Linked DNA regions of Mus musculus: regions 1 and 2 are each linked to region 3. The links are chromatin loops, found by intact Hi-C in ENCODE. Cell type or tissue: left cerebral cortex. All regions are shown on one strand.

The links. Peaks named below come from ENCODE experiments on the same cell type or tissue, not always from the same donor. Only the 100,000 strongest peaks of a DNase experiment are listed, where the experiment ranks them.
Region 1: it touches region 3 in a loop (6-fold over the local background); 9 of 42 quality-filtered maps call a loop at or near these places.
Region 2: it touches region 3 in a loop (3-fold over the local background); 7 of 42 quality-filtered maps call a loop at or near these places.

What each region holds. Positions count from the first base shown.
Region 1 is chr12:76,708,171-76,710,670 of GRCm38, reverse strand. Sptb (spectrin beta, erythrocytic) reads left to right here and starts at 124. Exons shown (of 36, transcript NM_013675.3): 1 at 124-736. In left cerebral cortex, a CTCF peak has its summit at 942; DNase peaks (open chromatin) are centred at 477, 913, 1,166, 1,875 and 1 more place; H3K4me3 peaks cover 1,916 bases; H3K27ac peaks cover 1,272 bases.
Region 2 is chr12:76,406,517-76,409,016 of GRCm38, reverse strand. Hspa2 (heat shock protein 2) reads right to left here. Exons shown (of 2, transcript NM_001002012.1): 2 at 2,079-2,500. Among named protein-coding and RNA genes, the nearest start is that of Hspa2, 3.6 kb to the right of the region's middle. In left cerebral cortex, a CTCF peak has its summit at 990 (motif pointing left); no DNase peak of the experiment used is centred here; H3K4me3 peaks cover 898 bases.
Region 3 is chr12:76,595,131-76,597,630 of GRCm38, reverse strand. All of the region lies in intron 32 of Sptb (spectrin beta, erythrocytic), which reads left to right. Among named protein-coding and RNA genes, the nearest start is that of AI463170, 48 kb to the right of the region's middle. In left cerebral cortex, a CTCF peak has its summit at 1,081 (motif pointing right); DNase peaks (open chromatin) are centred at 1,081 and 1,597; H3K27ac peaks cover 1,078 bases.

The DNA of each region.
Region 1 (2,500 bases), 110 kb before region 3:
CTGGGGGCGGGGGCCTCGGCCCAGTGCCCACCCCCTGTGCTCCCAGCGTCTGCTCCTACTACCAGCCGGTTGTAGCCGGCCGGGAGCGCGCTTTCTAACGTAACCCGCCCGCGGGAACAATCTGTCCCTTCCAGCCTATCTCCGGAGGGGCATTACAGCCGGGGCGCCCTCCTCACCCACCCTATGGCCTAAACGGGTCTTTAGATGTTTTTTCAAAACCAGATCGTAGTCTGCAGGGACGCTAGGCGGGAAAGGCTGGGAGGACTCCTTTTCGCCGCCAGCTTGCGGCTCCGGGCACACAAATTAGGCCGGAGCAGCAGAGTCGAGTCCTCTTCCCGTGGCAAGGGGCTCTGTGTGTGCGGGATCAGGGGAGGTGAGAGAGGACCCTGGCGTCCCAGGTCCCAGCGGCGGCGGCGCTAGCGGCTAGGCAGGTGCCCCCGGGCGCGCAGTCTGATTGGCAGGTGCAGGAGTGGGTGGGGAAGGCGGGCCTGGCGCTGCGGGAGGCTGCAGCCCCGCCTCCCCGCCCCCGCCGCGGGACTATCTGGTCCCGGCAGCAGCGATGTCCCCCGGCAGGAATGTCCCTCCTCAGATAATGTTATTTATATCTCTGGGCGGGTCCGCGGCTCCGCTGCACCAGGCGCCCGGCGGCCACTGTGCCAGGAGCCCCGTGCTGCCCTCCTCCCCCTGCGCCGCCGCCCCCGGGCTCGGGGTAGCCGCCGCTTCAGCCCCAGCGCAGGTGAGTCCCCGAGGGCCGCGCGACGGGAGGGAGCTGGGTGCCCCGGAGCCAGCGCCGGGGAGTGCGGGGCCCAGGGGGCGGGTGACGCGACAGCCCGGTGGGGGCCTGGCCCCGGGTGCCTAGCACGGGGCGGGAGGGGTGAGGAGCCCAGGAGGCCCTGGCGGCTGCGGCAGTCGTCACCCCGGGACGCGGGAACCCGCGTGGGTTTCGCAGGCGCTGGGCGAGCAGGGCGCTAGCTTTGGGAAGCCAGCTAGTAGAGTGTCGCCGTGGGGCACGGGGAGTGGGTTTGGGGGGTTTGTGCTCTTGGCCGCCTCCCCCAGGACCCTCGCCTGGGAGCAAAGTTGGGGGGGGGGGCTGCCTGTCGTCGGTCTAAGGACTGTCCGCGTCTGTGCCTCCTGCTGCCTGGTTTCTCAAACCCCCGGGCGTGTCGGATCCTCTTCTGGAACTTGGCTAGCGCGCTCCAGGGCTGCCCAGTGCCAAGGCTGGGAGGACAGTTCAGGGCAGCAGAGGGGGCCGGGCCTCAGGATGTCAGGCAGGACGTGCAGAGTGGCCCAGTGTAGACTGAGAAGGGAGAGATCAAGTGTCCCAGGACTATACTTCAAGGACCCCCACCTTTTCCCTTTGAGTTCCTTATCTCCAAGCTACTGCCCACTCTACGGTTACCCTTCGTGCCAGTTCCAGCAACTTGGCCCCGGAGAAATAGCAGAAAATGGAAGAAACAAGAGCTCTAACACAATCCTCAAGTCCCACCAACTTACCCAGACTTCCCAAAGGGGAAATAGCTACGAGGCTTGAGTACAGTTTCCGTGACAACAAGCCTTAGGTAGGGCCTTGATTTATAGTCTATTAATATCCAAACCACTGTTTTCAGTGAGCAATTAGAGGTGCTACAGTTAATAACACCCTTAACTCACTGAAGGGATATGGAAAGAAGCCATTGTTTTAGATGCATCCGGCAGGGTGGGATGGGATTATATAGTGATGGTCTCTTTTTTACTAAGAACTTCAGTGGGGAGAGGATACGGCTGTCACCTCCACGCTAGGAGGCAGCCACACAAAACCCCTGCCTGTGCAATGGATGTATATAGTTCAGTTTCCAAGGGAGGTGATTCAGATAGCTCCTGAATGAGAGGAGCCTTCAGGGAAGAAAAAAAAATCGAGGCACATTTAAGCTGTTCTCTTAGGCTATCCTTAGCGTCACGGATCGCTCAGAATTTTAATCTAGAATTCTCTTTTCACTGCTCTATGACTACGACCCAGGGTAGTCATCTCCTATTCCAGGATCAGACTTCATATGCTTTTCCAATGAGCCCTGATTTCCAGAATGTTATGGGAAACTCTTACAAGTGTAGACTGTTTGTTCACTATGTACTGAATGCCCAGCACCCACAGAGGCTTGGGGACTAGCTAACAAAAGGAACAGTAAACTTAGAACAGAGAAGAGCCCACCAATCTCCAGATGAGGCCAATCGTTTATACAAAGTGTTATCACATTCCAGTGTTGAGTAAAGCACAGTTGAAAGGAGAGGGACCCTTTTGCTGGTGCACCTCCCTTTATCAGTGGCCCAGTGGTAGTGGCTGGGGATGAGCCAGTCCAGTTAATCTTGAGTTCTCTGAAGACATAGAGTCCACTCAAGGAATTGAAAGCACCCAAAAACTCCCAGGCATTCAGGCTGGGCCTTGCTGCGCAGGCATGTTGAGTTCTCCCCAGTGACTTGCCCAGGGGAGAGCTGGGATACCGCTTTTTGCTCTGGTCATTGCTTT
Region 2 (2,500 bases), 190 kb after region 3:
CCCCCACCCCCACTGCTCCCTCCCATCTTCCAAAGTCACTTTAGGCCAGGGGTGTTGGGTATAAAGTTGTGCTGGCAGCATTTGGGAGATGGAAGCACCAGGAGCTGGAGGCTAGCCTGGGCTACTTCATACACTCTCAAACATCAGGAGCTGGAGGCTAGCCTGGGCTACTTCATACACTCTCAAGCATCAGGAGCTGGAGGCTAGCCTGAGCTACTTCATACACTCTCAAGCATCAGGAGCTGGAGGCTAGCCTGGGCTACTTCATACACTCTCAAACATCAGGAGCTGGAGGCTAGCCTGGGCTACTTCATACACTCTCAAACAAAAGCATTCTAAATCTATTAGTAGCAAAGTACTTCACCAGATGTTTATGCAATGGCCTGTGTCGTCTTGTTTCACTACATCCTTAAATGCTCACTGCTGGAAGCTTCCACTGGTGTTATACCAGCATAGATTAGTCTGCCTTCACATTTCCAAAGTATCGTCTTTGAAAATGTAAGTATTCTGAAGCAATTTTACAATTGTCCATTTATCTTTCTTCCCCATCTAAATGAGGCTTGTTAAAAGAAACGTCAACTATAAGGTGACAATCCTTTCCAAACCCAATAACCCTTGCTTCCTAATTTTTAAATTAACGCATACTATTTTTCTAAAACTAAATCTGTTACTAACAGAGAAGGATCCACAATAACTTGGAAATATAGCTTCTAAAACTCACTAGTATTTTAAAAATAATGAAGCAAAATCTTATGTTAGGAAGGTATTAAAATGTCTATGAGCTATTAAAACTATTCATTTTCAAATGAACTACTAAATTTCCCCTGAATTCCTCTTACATGAATTTTAAAATGCAATTCCATTAAAAACAAAAACAAGGGGGCTAGAAAGATGGCTCACTGGTTAAGACTGGTCTTCTGAGGTTGTGAGTTCAAATCCCAGCAACCACATGATGGCTCACAACTATCCTTAATGAGATCTGATGCCCTCTTGTGGTGTGTCTGAAGACAGCTACAGTGTACTTACATATAATAAATCTTAAAAAAACAAAACAAAAACAAAAACAAACAAACAAAAAAAAACCCCAAAAACCAAAAAACCAAGCTGGGTGAGGGTGACACACACCTTTACCTTTAATCACTCAGCACTCAGGAGGCAGAGGCAGGCTCCGAATTCAAGGGCCAACAACCTGGTCTACAGAGCAAGTTCTACGATAGTCAGGACTACATAGAAACCCTGTCTCAAAAAACCAAACCAAACCAAAATAAACCACACCAACAAATAAAAAACCAAACCAAACCAAAAACAAAAACCTAAAAAACAAATGGCTCAGCAGGTAAAGGCACTTGCTACCAACCAAAAAATCTGAGTTCGATCCTGGGGGCACACGGTGTAGGGAACCACTCACATAACTAGTCCACTCCCAAATAAATGTGATTTTAAAAAAGAACTGTAACAGTGATTTGAGACAGGTATTGTACAAGCTCTAAGATCTTCAAAGGAGAAAAGGAGCCACTTCCCAAGTAATTACAGCTCCCAGTCAGGTTCTTCCAGAGTTTGCCAGAAGCTCAGACAGTTGAGCTGTTTTATAGGAAATGAAAACAAACTTGACCAGACTGGGACTCAATATTACATCACTCTTAAACTTGCCTGCTGGCTCTTGTTTCAGGAACCTGTATGCCACAAAGCACACTTTCTATAACCCTTTGGCTACTGAGAAAAGATGCTGTCATTTTTGTTACTCTGGAGAAAAGCTATTTTGTACAGGTCTCTGGGATCCAGCCTGTACTGCCCTGTAACACTCGGGTAGCTTTGTTGCTGTTGTTTTAAACTTGAACACTTTAAACTTGAACCAGGGCTTAGGAGGTTAGAGTCACGTGAAGAGACCCCATCAGGTTTCTGAATATTAAAGGGTTATCAAGATTCTTCACCCCCTTAAATTGTTGGTGATTTGTGGCAGGAGCTTCATCTGAGAGGTAGAGAAAACTGGATTAGATGCATTGCACAGCATACTAACTTCTTAAGAGATCAACTCGAGGAAAACATAGGATGAAAAAATTGAAAACGCCAGACAGCAATTTTGAGATCAATTTCAGCTTTACTTTAAATGTGCATTTATGTGTTTACAGAATATACCTGTCTTTAATATCACTGCAGTGCTTACTTTCATCTCATAGTACATAAAAATAAACAATTCAAGCTTTCCTGTGTCTTAGTGTAACCAAGCTTCCACAGGTCAGGTGTGCGAGCATCAGGGTTCTACTTTCAAGCAAATCTCCATGTACATACGTAAGCTTAACAACAACAAAAAGAGCTTAAATCAGCAATCGCTCTAAATGCATTAAAGAGAAACCTCATTTTTCCCCCAAATCAAACTTTTAGAACTAACCTTTTATAACTAAACTAAGTTGTTGCACCTTTCCTTTCATATGTATGCACCAGGCTAAAGACTTCCAATAATAGATCTTACTTGGCACAAGGACATTTAAAAGAAACCAAA
Region 3 (2,500 bases):
GGACGAGGACAGGGTGTGCTTCCTGGTCCCCACCCTCATCCTGCCCACATGTCCCCTCTAGGAGCCTCCTTCAGATCCGTCTACTTTTATACTTAGATTTTAATTCTTAAATAACTCCTCTCCTTCCAACCCAGAAGCCAGCCCACCAACATGATTCTACAAGTTTGGTTTTCTCTAGTCTAATAAATTTTATGGGATAAAATCTGTCACCATCAGCACAGGGGAAACACTTTACTCAGAGTTGATTCCATTGGATACATGGTCTCTTTTCCCATTTTCCTTCAAACCCCGTCCTTAGCACAGTGTCCTCTTCCATACATGCTGGCACATACATGTACACACACACACACACACACACACACACACACCGACAGACTGCCTCATCCTGCTGAACCACCCACAGACATCTCATGCAGCGAGGGGTAGATAGCCCACCCATCTAGCAGATTTCTTTTCAGACAGAGCCCATCCCTCTATGGCTATAGGTCATAAAGTTTGACTAGGGAGATGGTTCTAAGGCAGGGTTAGGCTTGAGTCCTGCAAGTGGGAAGGAGATCAGGGCTTTTAGTACTGCAAGGAAGCCCCCAATTTGTAGAACAGGGGCTTAAGGAACAGTAGCTTCCAGAGGCCTGGGATGTACAGCCGTAGGACCGTACCCAGGGCAGGTTCTCTTGGGCCCTGAGAGTCTGTTCAGGGAGCCTGGACAGCTGCGACTCAGATTGGGGAAATGCTCTGGGAGTAGCCGGCTGAGAAGAACGCAATCTGCATGTGGTTTGCACCACTGCATGGATCCCTGCGGCATGTGGCTTTGGGTATCAGTAGCAACAGATAACTTCATGTACTCCCTCTCTCAGAGCCCAGATGAGTGTGGTGTAACGTGAGTAGGGATTGAGAAAGATTAGCATCCTTGGTGGGAATTTCTACTACAATAGCTACCCCTAGAAAGACGCACATATCTTCCTGTGCAGAATCCCTGCGCACACACACACACACACACACACACACACACACACACACACCTCAGTTTCTTTGGTGCCCTTTTCTGAGCTGCACCGACCCATCATGCTCAGCAGAGGGCACTGTTGGGCTCTGCTGGAAGACCTCTCTCTGAAGATCCTGCTGCCGTTCCCATCCCGCCTGTGGTAGACTGTCTTGCAGCTCCCTTTCCCCAGCACCAACTCCCCTGACCCCATCCCTCAGCCCACTCCCACCAGAGGGAGAGAGAACTCCTGGGGCTACAGACTGTGAACAGGGCTGGACCTGCCCCTGCCCCTGCCTCCTGCCTCCTGCCTCCACCCGCGCTTCTGCCCTGCATCCCTGTGTGTCTGCATGCCGTGGTGTCCCCGGTGTGCAGGCTTCATGACCACCTGAGCATCTCGACACCATTGTCTGTCGTGTACGTGTACGTTTGTGCAAATGTAACTACATGTGCACCTGAGCCACCTCCATCTGACACTTGAATATCACTGGGTTGGGAGGAATAAAATTTGCTTAAATCTGAGTGTTTCTCTGGGGGAGGAATGAGCCCCTGTGGGGGAATCTCTGCTGAGGAACCAGCCACTCACCAGATTGGAAATGCAACCCATATCTGTACCAGAAAGCAACCAGATGGCTAATCAAATGAACACCAGGCCCAGGGCTTCTTGGAGACAGCCTTCTTCCTGCTGCAGCGCCTTCCCAAGCCTTAAAGATGCAGGAGGGAGGACATAACTCCAAATCATCTTTGATATGAGAAAGAGGATGGAGCCCATGCAGACAGAAAGCCCAACCTCCTTTCAGAGAGGTCCTCCCCAGCTCACTACAGCCCCCCTTCACTGCCCTTAACCTCTGGCCCATCACAGGAAGGTTCAGTTGTATGCTGTGCCTTCTCATGAATGGGCCTGGGGTGCCATGGCTCTCCTGCTGGTCCTATCTGTGCAGTCTGGTGTCGGGTCCTGTAGTTTAGATACATGCCACATTGCTTCGTGTAAAAGCCCTTACTAATGCATGTCGCTTCCTGCTGGAGTTACGAATGGGAGTGGAACACCACGTACCCCTTGCCCTGCCTGGATAGTGCCTGGATAGGTGGCACCCTGCGGGCCTTGATCCAGCCTTCCCTTTCCTGTGTGTGTACATGCAATGACTGAGCTGCCAAACCATCACTGTGCACTGCCACTACTGCCCCTCGCCTCTGCATGTTAGAATGCATTCTGGTAAAAGCCGGACCCTTCCCACAGGTAAGTGTGAGGCCAAGCCAGAGACACAAGGTATCACAAGAAGCAAGACTCGGGATGAAGTCAGAATGTCTGGGGTCTGGTCTTTGGTTCTGGTTAACCTGTGTGGGTTTGGAATCCTCTCCCCGTCCCCAAGCCTCTTGCCTTATAAAGGTCTTTTTGTAAGGTTACAGAAAGTCCACAGTCCCACGAGTCAGCGACGTAGCCTTCCAAGGGGGAGACTGAGAGGATGGCTTTCCTATTTTCCTTCCATCTGCTCCTAACTCTGAGATTCCGGAAGCTACTGT